Linked DNA regions of Homo sapiens: region 1 is linked to region 2. A link is an interaction called in ENCODE POLR2A ChIA-PET data of the cell type or tissue named here. Cell type or tissue: GM12878. All regions are shown on one strand. Each heading gives the region's core, and the rest is flanking DNA. Links, peaks and the distances in the headings are about the cores only.

The links. ChIA-PET counts read pairs that join two places held together with the same protein. Peaks named below come from ENCODE experiments on the same cell type or tissue, not always from the same donor. Only the 100,000 strongest peaks of a DNase experiment are listed, where the experiment ranks them.
Region 1: POLR2A ChIA-PET joins it to region 2 with 8 read pairs; 3 of 35 experiments call an interaction of 5 or more read pairs at or near these places.

What each region holds. Positions count from the first base shown.
Region 1 is chr3:50,359,883-50,370,287 of GRCh38, forward strand. CACNA2D2 (calcium voltage-gated channel auxiliary subunit alpha2delta 2) reads right to left here. Exons shown (of 38, transcript NM_006030.4): 24 at 8,256-8,353; 25 at 7,930-8,020; 26 at 7,760-7,822; 27 at 7,512-7,615; 28 at 7,129-7,227; 29 at 6,949-7,037; 30 at 6,696-6,743; 31 at 6,385-6,456; 32 at 6,129-6,281; 33 at 5,928-5,980; 34 at 5,751-5,806; 35 at 5,474-5,600; 36 at 5,193-5,302; 37 at 5,006-5,088; 1 more. The coding sequence ends at 4,784. LOC127898564 (CYB561D2-LOC101928965) reads left to right here. Exons shown (of 5, transcript NR_183066.1): 4 at 6,415-6,449; 5 at 7,914-8,315. LOC101928965 (a long non-coding RNA gene) reads left to right here and starts at 5,481. Exons shown (of 4, transcript NR_183065.1): 1 at 5,481-5,833; 2 at 6,415-6,449; 3 at 7,555-7,639; 4 at 7,914-8,315. RefSeq lists enhancers at 4,686-5,267, 5,268-5,851 and a silencer at 5,115-5,364. In GM12878, for the core only: no CTCF peak of the experiment used is centred there; a DNase peak (open chromatin) is centred at 5,487; H3K4me3 peaks cover 1,052 bases.
Region 2 is chr3:49,948,308-49,958,712 of GRCh38, forward strand. All of the region lies in intron 1 of RBM6 (RNA binding motif protein 6), which reads left to right. Among named protein-coding and RNA genes, the nearest start is that of RBM6, 13 kb to the left of the region's middle. In GM12878, for the core only: no CTCF peak of the experiment used is centred there; no DNase peak of the experiment used is centred there.

The sequences.
Region 1 (10,405 bases), core at 4,528-7,027, 410 kb after region 2:
CTGAGCGAGTGTGTCCTTGTTGGCTGGCGTGTGGGTAGGTGTCACTGTGTGAGAAACAGAACCTCCGTGGTCTGGTGAATGGGACCTGACCCAGGCTGGAACCCTTGCTCTGCCTCGGAGGCTGTGTGGCATTGGTTGGTTAAGTTCCTGAACCTTTTTGAAACTCAGTTTCATGGGCCATAAAATGTAGCTGATGACATGATCTTCCTGTCCTAATAATCAAAGGGGAAAGGGGTGTAAAATGCCAGTCCACCCTGGGTGCTCAGCGAGTGCTGCACATGTTGCCTTTTTTTGTTTGTTTTCTCCCACTTGGAAAAGTTTTTTGTTTGTTATTTCACGTTGCCCTTTTTCCAAGTGAGGTGGACCTGGAGCACGAACCTAGGGCTCCCTCCCGCATAGGGACGAGGCTGGGCAGCCCTCAGTGACCCTCCTCCCCACCAGGGACTTCTGATAACTGCGGAGGATGAGAGGTCTCTCTACAAGCCAGGTCTCTCCACAAGCCTGGGCTAGGCCTGTTCTGGTCCCACTTCACGCCACAGTGACTTCTGACAGGTTGTGTTCTGTGTCTTTTTTTTTTTTTTGTATATGGAGTTACTTTTAAAAAACTGTACATATAGGCTGGGCACGGTGGCTCACGCCTGTAATCCCAGCACTTTGGGAGGCTGAGGCGGGCAGATCACCTGAGGTCGGGAGTTTGAGACCAGCCTGACCAACATGGATAAACCTCATCTCTACTAAAAATACAAAATTAGCCAGGTGTGGTGGCACATGCCTGTAATCCCATCTACTCGGGATGCTGAGGCAGGAGAATCGCTTGAACCCGGGAGGCGGAGGTTGCGGTGAGCCAAGATCATGCCATTGCACTACAGCCTGGGCAACAAGAGCGAAACTTTGTCTCAAAACAAAACAAAAAGCTGTCCATATAATTAAAATAATTCTATGACAAAGTGCTTTTATAAAACACAGGATCCCTTCCTTTCAGCCACTGATTTCAGTGTGTGCTGATGTGTGCATGGCCTACAGGTTAAAAAGGGTGCTGATGCTTTTTTTCTGGGGTCTGGGTTCCCACTGGTTGCCACATCTGGGTAAGGTTGCCAGTTTTAGCAAATCAAAATAAGGATGCTCAGTCAAATTTGAATTCCAGATAAACAATGAGTAATCTTCGAGTATAATCATGTCCCCCTGCCCCCTTTTTTTTTTTTTTTTTTTTTTGAGACAGGGTCTAGCTTTGTCCAAGGCTGGAGTGCAGTGGCACAATCATAGCTCACTGCCACCTCTAACTCCTGGGCTGAAGGGATCCTCCAGCCTCAGCCTCCTGATTAGCTGCGACTACAGGCACACACTACTGTGCCCAGCTAATTTTTAAAATTTTTTTATTTTGTAGAGACATGGGCAGGGGCGGGGTGGCCATCCTACCCAGGCTGATCTCGAACTCGTGAGCTCAAGCGATCCTCCTGCATCAGCCTCCCAAAGTGTTGGGATTACAGGCGTTAGCCACTGTGCCCAGCCCCCAGTTTTTCAGTATAGGTATGTCCCACACAATAGTTGAAACACTTCCATACTAAAAACTCGTTCATGATCTGAAATTCAAAATAGGGTGTTCTGTATTTTATCTTACAACCCTATCCAAGATTGCACGGTCTCTTGCAGGCCATGGGAGCTGTCTTGGGGGTTGTGGATTAGGCATTGCTCTGCAGCCGAACCCTGCAGAGGAGACAGAAAAAGTCTCCATCTTGGCTGAGGCCTCGAAGCCCCTTCATCTATTTAGCATCCAAGCTCCCCAACCCTTGGTGGCCACCTCTTCTCTAAAATCTTTGCTGGTTTTTAGCCTTCTCACCTGGGGGGAAAGGCTTTCTCCTCTTAGTTTGCTCATCTGTGGTATGGGGATACACTAGTACCCACCCCAGAGACTGTGGCGAGGACTCAGCCAGGTCAGTGCGCAGAGAGCAGAGTGTTGGGAGGAGAGAGAGGACTGTGGTGGGAAGGCAGGGACACCTGTGCTCTGGTGGTTACAGGTTATAATTCTCTCCACATGAGAAGATCGCAAAGGTCACACCTTCTAGGGTGAAAATGAACTAGGGCCTAAGCTTGAGAGGATTCACAAAAATGAAGTTTGGCCTATGGCTCCAGTTTAAGCAGCTGCGGCCTCAAGCTCCTGTGGGCCAGGAGGGAGCCGTTGCTGCACTTGTGGTCAGGGCTTCCTGGGCCGTAGGGACACTGGCCAGGTGCTCACTCATAGCTCCCGGCAGAGGCCCTGTCAGGCCCTGGTGGTCTGACCAGACTGCCAGATCCACCTCCCCACTAAACCAGCATCTCTGATCTGTCTTCTTCCCTCCAGGGTCCTGGCTTTCAGGCTCTGGGAGGGTGTTTGTTTTGCTTGTATTTTTTTTTTTTCTGAGACAAGAGTCTCGCTCGGTCATCCAGGCTGGGGTGCGGTGGCGCAATCTTGGCTCACTGCAACCTCCGTCTCCTGGGGTCAAGCAATTATCCTGCCTCAGCCTCCTAAGTAGCTGGGATTACAGGCGCATGCCACCATGCCTGGCTAATTTTTTTGTATTTTTAGTAGAGACGGGGTTTCACCATGTTGGCCAGGCTGGTCTCAAACTCCTGACCTCAAGTGATCTGCCCGCCTCGGCCTCCCAAAATGCTAGATTACAGGCATGAGCCACCGCACCCAGCCTGTCTTGCTTGTTTTTAAAAGACAGCTTTTTGAGATGTTATGAGACAATGTATGTCAAGGGCCTGGCACCTATTATAACTGGTGGAAGCAAGTGCCATGCCCTGTGGTTGACAGGGACCTGGGCTACCATGGTCTTCACCCCCTGCAGAGCACTAAGTGGGACTCTGAGGTCTTGGCCAACTGTCTTCATAGCTACCCAGTCCTCACCCCCAAGCTGATACAGTGGATGGGAACCATTTGAAGTGAAAATATGAACATTATTTAATAACTGATCTTCTGTAATAAACCATTTGAAAATATTTTACAAGGAATCACACACACGATATTTTACAAAGTTTCTTGACTTTTTTGTCGCTGTTGTTTTTCCAACTTGTCTGTACAAAATAGAACAACAAAAAAAGGGCAGAGAAAAGGAAATGGCCCCCCAGTCCCCCAGCCCAAGGTGAGGGGCAGCCAGGTCGGGTGGGTAATGAGAAGGATTAGACCCAGCTGGGGGTTAGACAGCTACCTGATGGGGATTGTTTTGTCTGTTTTTCTGTTTTTTAAACTTAAAATATATATTTTTCTGTATATGTTTATATTCTCCATTGAGCACCTGACTACACTACAGTTACACGCACGCCCCCGAAGGACACAGCTGGCATCCAGGCCGGGTGCACATGGACACCCACCCTGGCACCAGCAGTGGGCATGGACCACACACACACACTGAGAAAGCGACAAGCAACATGACATTAATTAACGAAGCCATTAATTAATGCATCACCCTCCCCCTCCTCCCAGTCCATCTGAGCCCCATCACTATATCCCCTTGCCCTCAGTTCCCCACTGGCCCCCAGGCTGGGATGCCTTTGGGGGAAATGACCAGAATGAATGGTGTGAAGAGCTGTGCCCAGTCCCCACCTGTGTGTGTGTGTGTGTGTGTGTGTTCAGCAAGGGAGGGACAGTTTGGCCTCCTGCAAGCAGGGAGTGTGTGTGTAGGGGTGGGAAGGAGATAGGGAGTGGGCACAGGCCTGAGTGTGTAAGGGCCAGATTGGCGGAAGGATGGCCCAGCCAGGAGAGACAAAGTCACCCCTGCTAAGGCAAAGGGTGATGTCTGGTGGGGGTTCCTCTGCCGAAAGGTGCAGGCAGTGGCATGTGGTCCCACTGGGGGCCTGACACTAGTGAGAAATGGTTACAATGAGCACCTGGAGAGGTGAGGGGGCACTTGGAGGACACTGGTGGCTAGGGGTGGGACAGAGGGTTCTTCACCCCCTGCCCCAGCATTTGGCACTGTTTGACATTCAGCTTTAGAAATGGGAGGACCAGCCAGGCTGCAGCTCAGATTAGAGGCAGGTGGTGAGCAGGAGATGGAGTGTGCAGGTGCCAACCCTCCCACCAACCCCTCGCCCTGTGTAAGGCTTTGTAAGCCCCTACACCCACCCCACCCCATAGTGTGTGTGTTTGTGCGTGTGCCCAGTGGGGTATGTCGAATGTGAGTCCAGTTTCCATCCTCAATGTTCCAGGTGTATATGGGGTAGTGTCTGAACTGGTATCACTGTGACTATCCTGACACCTGGTGGGCTTGGGGATGTGGCTGTAGGCCTGAAAGGGGCAGGAGCCCATGGGGGCTGCCCCAGAGCCTCTCTCCTGCTAGGATTTAAGCTGGGAGGCACAGGCTTCAAACTGGCCATCTCACCTTCCTCCACTATTCTCACAGAAACCAAGTTTGGGCTTGGGTGGGGCAGAGAGGCCGGGTCAGCTGAGGCAGGGTCCCCCCCAACATAGGCAGCCTCCAGGAAGGGCGGCAGCAGAGGCCTGGTTTTGGCACCAGTGCGTGTGGCCTCCCTGTCCCATCCCACTGGGGGGAGCCCAGCAGGCAAGAAGGGTCTGGGGACACTTGAACAGTTCGGAGGTGAGATGTGATTTGGGTGCCAAACACCTGCGGCGTCCCGCTTTGGGACTCCCCATCCCAAGGCGCAGACCAGACTCTCAGGGCCTGGCCAGCTCAGGTCCTTCAGTGAGGGAGGGACGAGGCTCTAAGGCGGGGAGTGTGGGGCAGGAGGGTGGGAAAGGCGAAGAGGCCGGGTGAGGTGGGAGTGGAGGTGGGGTGGGGCAGGGTGCTCAGAGGCGGCGAGAGGCGTGGACGAGGACTTGAGGCTGCGGCCGGGGCGGCAGGCCCAGGAGGAGCAGCAGTTGCAGGGAGACCAGGACGCCCAGCGACGGCGGGAAGGAGGCCCCGCGGCCACAGTCTGAGGTATCTTCCTGCGGGGAGAGACAAGGAGCTGGTCGGCCTGGGCGGGCGCAAGGCCGCGGGATTTCGGGTCCACCGCCCCCTCTCCTCACTGTCGCGTTGTAGTCGAAGCAGATGTGCGGGCCTCTCCGGTATCGCGGTCTCTGCACTAGCTCACACTGCTCCGGGCCGTCCGCTGGGCATGGGTGGGGAGTCAAGGAGGCGGACGGCGGCGGCGGCACGGAGGGGGCGCGCGGGGCAGAGGGGGAGCGGGCGGCGGGGAGGGCGGGGGCAGGATACAGTGCGTCTCCTTCTGCAGCAGCCGGCCAGCCTCGCACTGGCTGCACAGCGGCTTCTCGGCCACCACAAAGAGAAGATTGGTGTTGGTCAGTCTCTGCGCGTGGAACAGCCTGCGGGCAGCCCGGAAAGGCGGGGCGTTGAGTTTGCCCCGCCCTGACCCACCCCCATCCTGCGGCCCCGCCCCCGGCCGCTCGGAGGCCCCGCCCCTTCCATCCTCCCGAGCGTCTCGCCCCGCTCACAGGTTCCGCCCTTGGCCTCTGGTCCCGCCCCACTGCCAGCACCTGGAGCAGTTTCCGCAGTCGATGATGGCGTTGTAGGAGGCGTTTACCGAGCCGAAGTAGTACTGGGTCTGTTTCATGACGCAGCTGCTCTCGCGCGTCTCGGGGCTCCCCTCGGCCTCCGCGGGGTCTGCGAGGGCCCAGAGCGCCTCAGCTCCGCCCACAGACCCTGGCAAGGTCTCCGGCCTCCCTCAGTCGTAGACCCCACCCTCCCCATGGAGTCGTCTTAGCTCAGATTGGGGACCCGGACTTGAGGAGGCGCCTCCAAAGCCCTACCTACCTGCTTGGAACCAGCTGTGGTAGATGAGGCCGTAGAGAAGCTGCTGGAACAGGGACCTGCAGCGCACGGGGAGCCGAGTGCAGGTGGTCAGCAGAGGACGATGCCATGCCCTACTTCTCTTCTGAGCCCTCCCGGCCAGGGAGCACCTTCTCTACCCACCTCCCGCTCAGGACTCACCAGGCGGCAGCAGAGGTCCACCAGGCCAGGTTAAGGAAATCTGCAACGGTGGGCTGCAGTGGAGAGAGGGGCGTGGACTGCCACTGCTGCCCCTCGCCCTAGGTCACCCCCAGCTTTATCAAATGTCAGAGGTAGGGGGTCATCTGTGGGCAGGTCTCCCAGTCCCCCCCATCTCCAGTCCAGGCATCTCTGGGGACTCACCACAAAGACACCCCGGGGTGCAGCACCCAGGTTGCCAGGGGGCTGAGGGGCACAGGCTGCCTGATAGTCATAGGACTCCTTGCGGGTGTAGAAGGAGTTATTGTAGAGTGCCAGCATCAGGTTGGCATCCACCTCACTGAAGAACCTGCCCACCTGAGGATGTCAGGAGAAAGCCATGGTCACAGGGCTGGCAGTGCTACACCCCTAGAAGGCTCAAATCCCTACTCTCTTCTTTCACTCTCTTCCTGATCCTCACCTGGTCCCACTGATGGTTCTGGTTTGACAGCACCAGGAATCCTCCATCATCAATGAGGACACAGAGTAAGTCCTAGGAGGAAGGGAATGGGGAGGAAAATGGAGAGGGGCTGGGCCCCGGACCTTCCACCGCAGGCAGTCCAGTGGTTCAGAGTTGGGGGGCATCACTCCCCCAGTCCTGGGAAGGCTGTGAAGTCAGGGTGGGGATGTTGAGACCCACAGGCCAAGGGATGTGCTGGGAGTCGCGGCTGGGACTAGGAAGTCTGGAAGTGGGGTAAGCTAGGGTCCAGGGTAGGTTCAGGGCACACACACCTCATTGTTAACCTCGCAGTCCATCTCACAGTGGCTGTTGGGGCCGCACTGCTGGGCAGAGAGTGAGGACCGTAAGCCACCCACCAGTTTTCCTCCCTCCCATCACCTTTCATACATCCGGTTCCCCAGGCCATCTGCAGCTGGCCCTGCCTCCATGTAGGTGTTGGAGCCACTGAGTGGAGGGTTGGTGGGGGTTCCAGGGGACTCCAGGAAGGGCACTGCTGGGTTACTGCCCCCGCCCCTGCCCAAATACCTTCTGAGGCTGGTCTTGGTGGGTACGGTTGCTGGCTAGCACCTTGAACTTCTCAGCCCAAGCCTCTAGGTCCAGCTTGACGCCCACCACTTTGGGGGAGAGCAAGGGACCATCAGTGCTACCTGCCCAGGCAGTACCCTGTCCATTGCCTGTTTCCCCACCTCTGTCCCAAACATTCACCTGCTGGCCTCAGTGTGCGCCTGCCTAGGCTGAGCTCCACAGCTGTGCTGACGAGGATGCCCACAGTGTCATTCTCCAGCTCCAGCGGCCTTAACAGGGCTGGGGGTTGGGTGGGGAAGTCAGGAGTGGGGTCTGGCGGCCACACTGACCACTCTATGCTGGGTCCTACAAACCCAGCAGTCCAATCCCGGGATGACTCCAGCCCAAGCACCCAGCACTCAGGACAGTGTTTGGCACAGTCTATCCCTCTTTTCACGTCTGCCCTGGCCTCAGCCAGCCTTGTGTTGGAGAGGGGCCTCAGACAGCAGAGCCCAGTTCTGGCTGAGCAGACAGGGAAGCTGAGGCTCCCTGCCTGCTGCTGGGCACACTGCGGGGACACTCACCATCCTGGTGTGGGGGCTTGAAGACATAACCGTGGTTATCCAGGCTGCGGCGGTAGAAGCTGGCATTGAAGGGCTCAGGGTTCTCTGTCCAGTCCTCAGCTGCCCTGGAGCACCCAAGAGGCAGACTGGTAGGTAAGGGGTGGCTTGTCGGGGACAGTGGTCTCCACAGATGCAAGGAGGCCTCTGGGCAGAACAGATGCAGGTTCCCTGGCAGGGGCAGGGTTTGGGTAGTGGGATAGGTCACTTACTTGTTGGGGAAGACTCGGGTGATGCCACCGTCTGTGGCAGCGAACACGGCCAGTAGGCTGTACCTGGGGGTAGCAGGGGGGTGGGGTCACAGGCCTGCCTTCTGCTGGGCAGGTCCAGGGCCTCTGGGCCCATCCTAGCCTTCTGCCCCCACAGGCTGGGTGATGCCTACGTGTTGAGATCCTGGTCCCTCCACACACGCTCTACCAGCTGCTGCGTGATGCCCGTGTCCAAGATCAGGTTGTGCAGAAGGAAGTTGTTGCCTGGAACAGGAGGGGAGGGGTGGGGGTGGGGGCATCTTCTTGCAGCTCCTTGCCCACCCTCACCCCCACCCTTAAGGCTCCACCAGGAGCCTCCTCCATGACCTGGCCCTGGCCCAGGCCCAGCCCTTAGCTTGTGCCTGCTTATTTCCACACCTGCCCGGCCTCTGGGTTCCTCTGGGCTGGCCCCATGCTGCCTGGGCACTGCCCAGAGCCAGCTGCCCTGCCAGGCACTCACACTGCTTGGAGTCTGGAGTCACTTTCTCCATGAGCTCAATAAAGTTTTTCAGGAACTCGGTGTTGTTGTCTGAGGCATTCAGGTCCTTGCAGTACTCTCTAGGGATGGGGAGGGGCAAGAAGAGTGGGCTTGGGGGGCTGGACAGGGCAATGGGGTCAAGGCTTCCCAACAGGCCCACTTGGCCATTCACTGAGAAGCCTGGGCCTCAGGGAGGGGCACATGGGTTCTTCCTGGCTGCAGCTGCTACATGCCTGGCAGGCTGCTCGGGTCTGAGTCGGGGCAGAGCTGACACAAGAATGAGGGTCTACTTTCTCCATTCGGGCAGCTGCTTTCTCCTGGGCATGGCTCCGCAGAGCCTCCCGTCTCTCCGGTGTAGCTGGACCCAGATAGTGCACCTGAAAGGCCCCAGGAAATGCCTGGCGGCCTGCTCATCCACGTGTATGCCCTAGAGCATTCCCATGGGCACCAGATGGGACCCAAGTACAAGCACTGGCTTTTTGTCAGCCTAAGACCTCACCCTGCCTCTTCCTGGCTGTGTGCCGTTAGGTAACTCACTCACGCTCTCTGACCCTCGCTTTTTTCATCATAGCACAGAGGGTGTCAGAAAGTCAGTGGGAACATGTGGGTCCTCCGACTGGCTGTTCCCTCTGCCTGGAATGCTCCTCCCCTCAAGACCCTCACTGCATTCAGGCTCTGGGTCCAGAGAACATGGGGCTGTGGGGCGTGAGGGGGTCTGCTTGGGGCTTGCTGCCTAGGAAGTCTTGGGAGCAATCCCTCTACCCTGATAGGTGGAGCTCTCTCTCGCTCGACCCCTCATTCATACCTCTGCCACCAGGGACCGCTTCATTGTCCCATATGGCACTAACTGTGGGGCTTTTGAACGTGTGCCACTTCCCCAAGCTGTGGTAGGGCTCATGGCTTGGTAAGGGCACATGGAACTGGGTCTCAGGCCCCACTCTCTCCTTGGCCCCCAGGGCCTTTGTGCAGTGTACAGCCTGCACCTCTGTGCCTAGAGGCCACATTGGACACACCCAGGGTGACACCCACACGACTGTGCTTGAGATACACCAAGTCACTTGCAGTCTCTCCTGTATACACAGTATGCACGTGCACATTTGTGAGGTACTTCATTCACTCACCCTCCACGTATTTATTGAGCTCTTCTGAGCCACAGACACAGAGATGACAAAAACGAATAGGGTCCCTGCCTTCAAGAGAGCTTCCTCAGGGTCATGTGGGCCACATAGGTCTTTTCACACCTTCCCACATTCACTAACACACAGAGCCACCCCCACATTTATGCTCAGACTCTTACATATGTACATGGTGACTCACAAATACACACATCTACAGAGAGAGTCACAGAGAAACTGGGTGCATGCACATACGTGCACACACGAAGGTGAGGCATGTCCAGAGCCCCCGTGTGCTGCCTTCCAGTGCCCCTGGGTCTCTTGTCAGCTGCATCCACCCACCTGCCCTCATCCCAAGCCTGGGTCATGGAAGGGCTTCAGCACCCAGGGGACCCGGCCTCCCCAGACATGGGCCAAAGGCAGACGGTGTGTACATGAGAACGTGTGTGTGCACACTGAGCGTGCACTCCGGGATGGTCCAGGCCTGGGCTTGCTCGGGGCCCCGTCTCCTCATCTGATGGAGCAGCTCCTCAAAGCCCCCACTCTCCTCCCCCAACCCCCCAAGTGAAGTACCACGCCTAGACCCGGCACTGCCGACAGGGGCTCTGGCTGGCTCGGCCCCCAGACCCACACGAACACCGACTGACACAGGACAACGATGGGGTGCGGGGTTGGGGGGATGGGCAGGACACCACAAACCAGAGCAGCAGCTGCCTGGCGAGGGGTGGGCATGCCACAGACAGCCACCCCAGGGCGGAAAGGGCTCCTGCCTGGTTGCCTGGGAGGGCAGGGAAAGTCAGCAGATGAGTCTGGAGCCCTCCTGCCCCGGCCTGGTGGGAGCTAGGGCCGTGAGGCAGCTGGCCACTGCTGCCTGGTGCGGTACATGGCCTGGGTATGCACACAGCCGCGCATACCGGGCGATGTATGGGGGCCGGGGGATGACACTGCACAGGACACAGACACACAGAGCTCCAGGCAGCAGTGCAGGAGGTGGGGCCGGGGCGGTCAGGGTAGGGG
Region 2 (10,405 bases), core at 3,519-6,018:
GCCTGTGCTCAGGGGTTCGAGACCAGCCTAGGCAACATAGTGAAACCCCGATTTTACTAAAATACAAAAATTAGCTGGGTGTGGTGTGTGCCTGTAATTCCAGCTACTCAGGAGGCTAAGGCACAAGAATTGCTTGAGGCCTGGTGCTGTGGCTCACGCCTGTAATCCCAGCACTTTGGGAGGCCGAGGCAGGTCAAGAGATCGAGACCATCCTGGCCAATGTCATGAAACCTAGTCTCTACTAAAAATACAAAAAATTAGCTGGGTGTGGTGGCGCGCACCTAGTCCCAGCTACTTGGGAGGCTGAGGCAGGAGGATCACTTGAACCCAGGAGGTGGAGGTTGCAGTGAGCCAAGATTGCGCCACTGCACTCTAGATTGGCAGCAGAGTGAGACTCTGTCTCAAAAAAGAAAAAAAAAAAAAAGAATTGCTTGAACCCAGGAGGTAGAGGTTGCAGTGAGCTGAGATTGCACCCTGCACTCCAGCCTGGGCAACAGAGTGAGACTATTTACATACCCAATTTTTTTTTTTTTTTTTTTTTGGGATGGTGTCTTGCACTGTCGCCCAGGCTGGAGTGCTGTGGCGTGATCTTGGCTCACTGCAACCTCTGCCTCCTGGGTTCAAGCAATTCTCCTGCCTCAGGCTCTCAAGTAGCTGGGTTACAGGTACCTGCCACCACGCCTGGCTAATTTCTTGTATTTTTAGTAGAGATGGAGTTTCACTATATTGGCCAGGCTGGTCTCAAATTTCTGACCTTGTGATCCGCTGGCCTCAGCCTCCCAAAGTGCTGGGACTACAGGTGTGAGCCACCACGCCTGGTCATACCCAAATATTTTACCATAATTATACAAGAATTTATTATTTTTATTTTTTTCTTTTTAAATTCTTTAATCTTCTTCATTTGTTAATGCTTTGCTGAATCATAAAAAATTATGAAATAAAAAGAATAGGTCTTGTTGATTCTTCTTTTTACTTACCTCCCCCTACTTACCCCCTCTTACTTTATCAAAGAAAACACTTCATTTGAAACTTAACGGAAGTACATTCTCCCAGAGAGGAAAATCCTTCAGGACAACATTTTTTTTTGTTTGCTTGTTTTTTTTGAGACGGAGTCTCACTCTGTCCCCGAGGCTGGAGTGCAGTGGTGTGATCGCAGCTCATTGCAACCTCTGCCTCCCGGGTTCAAGCGATTCTCCTGCCTCAGCCTCCCGAGTAGCTGGGACTACAGGCGCCTGTCACCATGCCCTGCTAATTTCTGTATTTTTAGTAGAAACAGTTGGCCAGGATGGTTTCAATCTTATGACTTTGTGATCTGACCACTTTGGCCTCCCAAAGTGCTGGGAATACAGGCGTGAGCCACAGTGCTCAGCCAATTTTTTGTATTTTTAGTGGAGAAAAGGTTTCACCGTCTTTGCCAGGATGGTCTTGATCTCCTGACCTCGTGATCCGCCCGCCTCCCAAAGTGCTGGGATTACAGGCCTGAGCTACCACGCCCAGCCTTTTTATTTTTTTATTTTATTTATTTTATTCTCAGCCTTCTGGGTAACTGGGACTACAGGTGTATACCACCACGCTCAGCTAATTTATGTATTTTTAGTAGAAATGGGGTTTCGCCATATTGGCCAGGCTGGTTTTGAATTCCTGGTCTCAAGTGATCTGCCTGCCTCCGCCTCCTAAAGTGCTGAGATTACAGGCATGAGCCACTGGCCCAGACTACACTTAAAATTTTCAAATCGAGATATTTTGGGGGGCAAGGGTGCTTCTAGCAGCCACTAATTCCAGTTCTTGAGTGCATATTAAAGTTGCTACTGTTTAAAAGCTTGTAGTTGGATCCAGGGAGTGGGTAGGCGGTCAGAGTAACCCTTGCTTCTTGGTGTCTCCTTGATGCTCTTAGCTGAATGTCCTGTGTAGCCCACAACATTTACTTTGGGAAAAAATTAAGAGTGTTTAAAGCAGGATCAAGCTGCTGCATACCACAGCTAAAACTACTAGAATAAGACCCCTGGTTCTGTTTCATTGTTTTTTGGAGCTAAAGTCATGATTAAGAAGGATGGCCTGGGATATTGGTACTGTGCTGCTAGAGGTGCAATTCCTGGTTCTTTGCAAGATAGACCAGAGTGAAAGCATTTGTTAGGAATGTTTTTATTAATCAAGAGTGAAAGGCAAGGCCAGGCGTGGTGACTCAGGCTTGTAATCCCAGCACTTTGGGAGGCCAAGGTGTGGGATCATTTGAGGTCAGGAGTTCAAGACCAGCCTGGCCAACATGGTGAAACCCCGTCTCTACTAAAAATACAAAAATTGGCTGGGTGTGGTGGTGCATGCCTGTAATCCCAGCTACTCGGGAGACTGAGGCAGGAGAATCGCTTGAATCCGGGAGACGGAGGTTGCAGTAAGCTGAGATCATGTCACTGTGGTACAGTCTGGGTGACAGAGGGAGACTGTTTCAAAAAAAAAAAACAGAAAGAATGAAAGGCAAAACATTAAAAATAGAATTACCATGTGATCTAACAATTTTACTTCTGGATATATATCCAAAATAATTGAAAACAAAGAAAAAGAAAAACAGAGTCTCGATGAGATATTTGTACCCATGTTCATAACAGCGTTATTCACATTAGCTAAAATGTGGAAGCAACCCAACTATTCATTGATGGATGAATAGATAAGGAAAATGTGGTATGTACATATAACTGAAAAATTATTCAGTGTTAGGAAGGAAGGTAATTCTGACATATGCTACAACATGGATGAACCTTGAGGATATTATGCTAAGTGAAATAAGCCAGTCATGTAAAAGACAAATACCATATAATTTCACTTAGACACTTTGAGTAGTGAAAATCATAGAAACAGAAAATAGTTGTCAGGGATGGTGTGAGGGATGAATCAGCAGTTACTATTTCTTTTTGTTTGTTTGTTTTTTGAGATGGGGTCTTGCTCTGTTGCCCAGGCTGGAGTACAGTGGTGTGATCTTGGCTCACTGCAACCTCTGCCTCCCAGGCACAAGCCATCTTCCCACCTCAGCGTCCTCAGTAGCTGGGACTACAGATGTGTTCCACCTTGTCCGGCTGATTTGTGTGTGTGTATATGTGTGTGTGTGTGTGGAGACAAGGTTTTGCCATGTTGCCCAGGCTGGTCTCGAACTCCTGAGCTCAAGCATCAAGCAATCTACCTTTTTCAGCTTTCCAAAGTGCTGGCATTACAGACAAGGGCCACTGTGCCTGGCCTTTACTATATTTTATTTTATTTATTATTTATTTATTTATTTATTTATGTATTTTGAGATGAAGTCTCACTCTGTTGCCCAGGCTGGAGTGCAGTGGCACGATCTTGGCTCACTGCATCCTCTGCCTCCCAAGTTCAAGTGATTCTCCTGCCTCAGCCTCCAGTTATTATTATTATTATTATTATTTTTTTGTTGTTCTGTTTTTTTGAGGTGGAGTCTCGCCCTGTCGCCCAGGCTGGAGTGCAGTGGCACAAACTCGGCTCACTGCAACCTCCATCTCCCAGGTTCAAGTGATTCTTCTGCCTCAACCTCCCAAGTAGCTGGGAATACAGGTGCCCGCCACCACGCCTGGCTAATTTTTGTATTTTTAGTAGAGACGGGGTTTCACCACATTGGTCAGGCTGGTCTTGATCTCCTGATCTTGTGGTCCACCTGCCTCGGCCTCCCAAAGTGCTGGGATTATAGGTGTGAGCCCCCATGCCCTGCCTTGTTATTATTATTATTTTTATTTTTTTGTCTGAGACGGAGTCTTGCTCTGTCACCCAGGCTAGAATGCAGTGGCACGATCTTGGCTTAGTACAACCTCTGCCTCCCGAGTTCAAGTGATTCTCCTGCCTCAGCCTCCCGAGTATATAGGACTACAGGTGTGTGCCACCATGGCTAATTTTTGTATTTTTAGTAGAGATGGGGTTTCACCATGTTGGTCAGGATGGTCTAGATCTCTTGACCTCGTGATCTACCCGCCTTGGCCTCCCAAAGTGCTGGGATTACAGGCATGAGCCACTGCGCCTGGCCCCAGTTTTTGTATTTTTAATAGAGACAGGGTTTTGGCATGTTGGCCAGGCTGGTCTCAGACTCCTGACCTCAAGTGATCTGCCCACTTCAGCCTTCTGAAGTGCTGGGATTAAAGACATGAGCACTGTGCCCAGCCACTTTTACTATATTTTAAATTAGGTTACTTATCCTTTGTTTTTTTTTTTTTTTGAGACGAAGTTTTGCTCTTGTTGCCCAGGCTGGTGTGCAATGGTGCATCTCGACTCAACGCAACCTCTGTCTCCCGGGTTCAAGTGATTCTCCTGCCTCAGCCTCCCGAGTAGCTGGGATTACAGGCATGCATCACCACGCCAGCTAATTTTGTATTTTTAGTAGAGACAGGGTTTCTCCATGTTGGTCAGGCTGGTCTCAAACTCCCGACCTCAGGTGATCCACCTGCCTTGGCCTCCCAAAGTGTTGGGATTACAGGCGTGTGCCACTGCTCCTGGCTTATTTTTCTTTTTGTTACTGAGTTGAAATCATTTTTTATATATTTTAGATACAAGTCACTTACCAAATATGTAATTTGCACAAATTTTCTCCCATTCTGTGGGATGTCTTTTCATTTAAACCAAAAAATTGTAGAGATGGGGGTTTTGCTGTGTTGCCCAGGTTGGTCTTGAACTCCTGGTCTTAAGTGATCCTCTGACCTTGGCCTCAAAAAGTGCTGCGATTATAGGCATGAGCCAATGTGCGCAGCTTACCTTTTCTTCTTTTCTTTTTTTTTGAGGCAGGGTCTTGCTCTGTTGCCCAGGCTGGAGTGCAGTGGTGCAATCATGGCTTACTGCAGGCTGAAACTCCCATGCTCAAGTGATCCTCCCACTTTAGCCTCCTAGGTAACTGGGACCTTAGGGGCGTGCCATCACACCTTGCTAATTTTTTTTTTTTTTTGAGATGGAGTCTTGCCCTGTCGCCCAGGTTGGAGTGCAGTGGAGCGATCTTGGCTCACTGCAAATTCCACCTCCCGGATTCAAGTGATTCTCCTCCCTCAGCCTCCTGAGTAGCTGGGACTACAGGCGTGTGCCACCACGCCCAGCTAATTTTTGTATTCTGAGTAGAGACGGGATTTCACCACATTGGCCAGGCTGGTCTCGATCTCTTGACCTCGTGATCTGCCCGCCTTGGCCTCCCAAAGTGCTGGGATTACAGGTGTGAGTGTGAGCCACCGAACCTGGCCTTTTTTTTTTTTTTTGAGACCGTCTCTGTCACCCAGGCTGGAGTGCAGTAACATGACACAATCTCCGCTCACTGCAACCTCTGCCTTCTGGGTTCAAGTGATCCTTCTGCCACAGCCTCCTGAGTAGCTGGGATTGCAGGCATGTGCTACCACGCCTGGCTAATTTTTGTATTTTTAGTAGAGACGGGGTTTCACCATGTTGGCCTACCTGGTCTTGAATTCCTGACCTCAGATGATCTGCCCGCATCAGCCTCCCAAAGTGCTGGGGTTACAAGCGTGAGCCACCACGCCTAGCTGGACCTGACTAATTAAAAAAAAAATTTTGTAGGCTGGGCAGGGTGGCTCACACCTGTAATCCCAGTACTTTGAGAGGTGGAGGCGGGGTAATCGCCTGAATCAGGAGTTTGAGACCAGCCCGGGCAACATAACGAAACCCTAGGTCTACCAGAAATACACAAAAAAATTAGCCGAGCATGGTAGTGCACATTTGTAGTCCCAGCTACTCAGGAGGCTGAGGTGGGAGGATGGCTGGAGCCAGGGAAGCAGTGGTTACAGTGAGCCGAGAATGTGCCACTGCACTCCCGCTTGGGTGACAGAGTGAGATAAGGTCTCAGAAAAAAAAAAAAAATTTATAGGCCGGGCGCAATGGCTCACGCCTGTAATCCCAGCACTTTGGGAGGACCAGGCGGGCGGATCACAAGGTCAGGAGATCGAGACCACCCTGGCCAACATGGTGAAACCCCGTCTCCACTAAAAAAATACAAAAATTAGCTGGGCGTGGTGGCACGTGCCTGTAGTCCCAGCTACTTGGCAGGCTGAGGCAGAAGAATTGCTTGAACCCTGGAGGCGGAGGTTGCAGTGAGCCGAGATTGCACCATTGCACTCCAGCCTGGGCGACAGAGCGAGACTCCATCTCAAAAAAAAAAAAAAAAAAAATTTGTGAAGACAAGGTCTCAATATTTGCCCAGGATGGTCTGAAACTTCTGGGCTCAAGCCATCCTTCTGCCTCAGCCTCCCAAAGTATTGGAATTACAGGTGTGAGCCACTGTGTCTGGCCTATTTATAGACTCTTAATTCTGTTTCCTTGGTCTGTATGTCTATACTATGTCAGTGCCACACTGTCTTGATTACTGTAGCTTTGTGGTGAGTTTTGGAATTGGGAAGTGTCAGTCCTCTAACTTTGTTGTATATATTCTTTTCTGTTTTGCACAGATATCAGGTTACAAATATTTTGCACACTTTTTTTTTTTTTTGAAATGGAGTCTTACTCTGTCACCCAGGCTGGAGTGCAGTGGCGCGATCTCAGCCCACTGCAAGCTCCGCCTCCCAGGTTCACACCATTCTCCTGCCTCAGCCTCCCCAGCAGCTGGGACTGCAGGCGCACACTGCCATGCCCAGCTAATTTTTTTGTATTTTAAGTAGAGACAGGGTTTCACTGTGTTAGCCAGGATGGCCTCGATCTCCTGACCTCGTGATCCGCCTGCCTAGGCCTCCCAAAGTGCTGGGATTACAGGCGTGAGCCACCGCACCCGGCCTTGCACATGTTTTTAAAACTTAATACATAATAGCTTATCCTGTATCAATTAACATAGCTACTTTATTTATTCTTAGGGCCGCATAGTATTTTTTTTTCTTTCTTTTTTTTTTTTTTTTTTTTTTTTGAGACTGAGTCTCGCTCTGTTGCCCAGGCTGGAGTGCAGTGGTGTGATCTTGGCTTAAGCAACCTCTGCCTCCTGGGATCAAGCCTCGGGATCCTCCTACCTCAACCTCTGCAGTATTTGGGACTACAGACACCTGCTACCACACCCAGTTAATTTTCGTATTTTTTTGTAGAGATAGGGTCTCTATTGATGTGCATTTAGGCTTTATAATATTTATATATATATTTTTTGAAACAAAGTTTTGCTCTTGTTGCCCAGGCTGGAGTGCAGTGGCATGATCTTGGCTCACTGCAACCTTCGCCTCCCAGGTTCAAGTGATTCTCCTGCCTTAGACTCCCGAGTAGCTGGGATTACAGTTTTTAAAAAATGTATCCTAGGCTGGGCGCAGTGGCTCACGCCTGTAATCCCAGCCCTTTGGGAGGCTGAGGCGGGTGGATCACCTGAGGTTTGGAGTTTGAGACCAGCCTGGCCAACATGGTGAAACCTCGTCTGTACTAAAAATACAAAAATTAGCTGGGTGTACTGGCGGGCACCTGTAATCTCAGCTTCTTGGGAGGCTGAGACAGGAGAATCTCTTGAACTTGAGAGGCGGTGGTTGCAGTGAGCCATTGCACTCCAGCCTGGGTGTCAAGCAAAACTCTGTCTCTCTCTCTCTCTGTGTCTCTCTCTCTCTCTCTGTGTGTGTGTGTGTGTGTGTGTGTATATGTATATATATTCTGCCAATATTTTGTGATTAGAGAGTTTAAAGTATTTACATTTAAAGTAATTACTGATAAGGACTTTTGCCATTTTGCTACTACTTTTATGTTTAGCTGATTTTTTTTTTTTTGGTAGTGAAAAAAAATTTTTTTTTTTTGAGAGCATGAGACTGTTGCCTAGGCTTTGGTGAGCAAAATAGTGCAGTGCCACAATCTCAGCTCACTGCAACTTTGGGCTCAAGTGATCCTCCTGTCCCAGTCTCCTGAGTAGCTGGTAGTATAGGTGTGCCACCACCATGCCTGGCTAATTTTTGTATTTTTTGTAGAGATAGGGTTTTGCCATGTTGCCCAGGCTGGTCTCAAACTGGGTTCAAACAATCTACCTGCCTTAGCCTTCCAAAGTGTTGGGATTACAGGCATTAGCCACTTTCTGCCCCCTCCCCCGCTTTTTTTTTTTTTTTTTTTTTTTTGAGACGGAGTTTCACTCTTGTTGCCCAGGCTGGAGTGCAGTGGCATGATTTCAGCTCACTGCAACCTCCGCCTCCCGGGTTCAGGCATTTTCCTGCCTCTGCCTCCCAAGTAGCTGGGATTACAGGCTTGCCACCATGCCTGGCTAATTTTGTATTTTTAATAGAGATGGGGTTTCTCTATGTTGGTCAGGCTGGTCTCGAACTCCTGACCTCAGGTGATCCTCCTGCCTTGGCTTCCCAAAGTGCTGGGATTATAGGCGTAAGCCATCACGCCTGGCCCACGCTTTATTTTTTTATTTTTATTTTTTATTATTTATTTATTTATTTTTTGAGACGGAGTTTCGTTCTTGTTGCCCAGGCTGGAGTGCAATGGCATAATCTCAGCTCACCGCAGCCTCCGCCTCCTGGGTTCAAGTGATTCTCCTGCCTCAGCCTCCTGAGTAGCTGAATTTACAGGCATGCGCCACCATGCCCAGCTAATTTTGTATTTTTAGTAGAGACGGGGTTTCTCCATGTTGGTCAGGCTGGTCTCGAACTCCAGACCTCAGGTGATCCTCCCGCCTCGGCCTCCCAAAGTGCTGGGATTACAGGCGTAAGCCACCAGGCCTGGCCTGCTTTTTTAATTTTTTATTTATTTTTTCTTTTTAAGAGGGAGGGTCTTGCTGTGTTGTCCAGATTGGAGAACAGTGATGAGATCATAGCTCACTGCAGACTTGGATTCCTGGACTCAAGCAATCCTCCCGCTTCATTCTTTGCAAGTAACTGGAAGTGCAGACATGTGCCACCTGCCTTTTTTGTTTTTTAAATTTTTCATAGAGATGGGGTCTTGCTATATTGCCTAGGCTGGTCTCAAACTCCTGGCCTCAAGCAATCGGCTTCCTGAAGTGCTGGGATTACAGATGTTAGCCACTGGCCTGTTGTGAAAATGTTTTGACTTTCTTCTCATTTTCTTTCTTTCTTTTTTTTTTTTTTTGAAGTAGAGAGAGTCTCACTATATGGCCAATGGTGGTTTCAAACCCCTGAGCCCAAGGAATCCTCCTGCCTCAGCCTCCCAGTGCTTGTCGTGCTAGGACAACAAGCATGAGCCACTGTGCCTAGCCCCTTCTCATTTTCTTTTTCTTTCTAGTGCATAAGCAGGCAACCTTATTTTCTTATGTGTATATTCTAAAGATATGTTCTTTGCAGTTACCATGGGAATTACACTTAACATCTCACAGTTATAATCTAATTTGAATTTATACTAACTTAAGTTCCATAGTATACAAATCTCTGCTCCTATCCAGCTCCTTTCTCTTCCCTTTTCTGTTAAGTCATGGATTACATCTTTGTAAATCGTATCTCAGGAACCTAGATTAATAATTTTTTATGCATCTGTCTTTTAGATCACATTGAAAGTGAAAAGTAGGAGTTACAAAGCAAAATTGCAATAATGCTAGTTTTTACAGTTGCCCCTGTATTTGCCTTTACCAGAGATCTTTCTTTCTTTTTTTTTTTTTTGGGATGGAGTCTCGCTCTTTCGCCCAGGCTGGAGTGCAATGGCGCAATCTCAGCTGACTGTAACCTCTGCCTCCCGGGTTCAAAAGATTTTCTTGCCTCAGGCTCCTGAGTAGCTGGGACTGTAGTTGTACGCCACCACACGTGGCTGATTTTTGTATTTTTAGTAGAGATGGGGTTTTGCCATGTTGGCCAGGCTGGTCTTGAACTCCTGACCTCAGGTGTGAGCCACCGCACCTGGCCGAGATCTTTATTTCTTCACATGGCTTCACGTCTAGCTTTTAAAAATTCATTCTGGGCCGGGCGCAGTGGCTCACGCCTGTAATCCCGACACTTTGGGAGGCTAAGGCGGGCGGATCACGAGGTCAGGAGATCGAGACCATCCTGGTTAACACAGTGAAACCCCGTCTCTACTAAAAACACAAAAGGCCGGGTGCGGTGGCTCACGCCTGTAATCCCAGCACTTTGGGAGGCTGAGGTGGGTGGATCACGAGGTCAGGAGATCGAGACCATCCTGGCTAACATGGTGAAACCCCGTCTCCACTAAAAATACAAAAAACAAAACAAAACAAAAAAAACTATTAGCTGGCATTGCGGTGGGCACCTGTAGTCCCAGCTACTCGGGAGGCTGAGGCAGGAGAATGGCGTCAACCCAGGAGGCGGAGCTTGCAGTGAGCCAAGATCACGCCACTGCACTCCAGCCTGGGAGACAGCAAGACTCTGTCTCAAAAACAAAAAACAAAAAACCACAAAAATTAGCCGGGCGTGGTGGCGGGCGCCTGTAGTCCCAGTTACTCGGGAAGCTGAGGCAGGAGAATGGCATGAACCCAGGAGGTGGAGCTTGCAGTGAGCCGAGATCGCTCAAC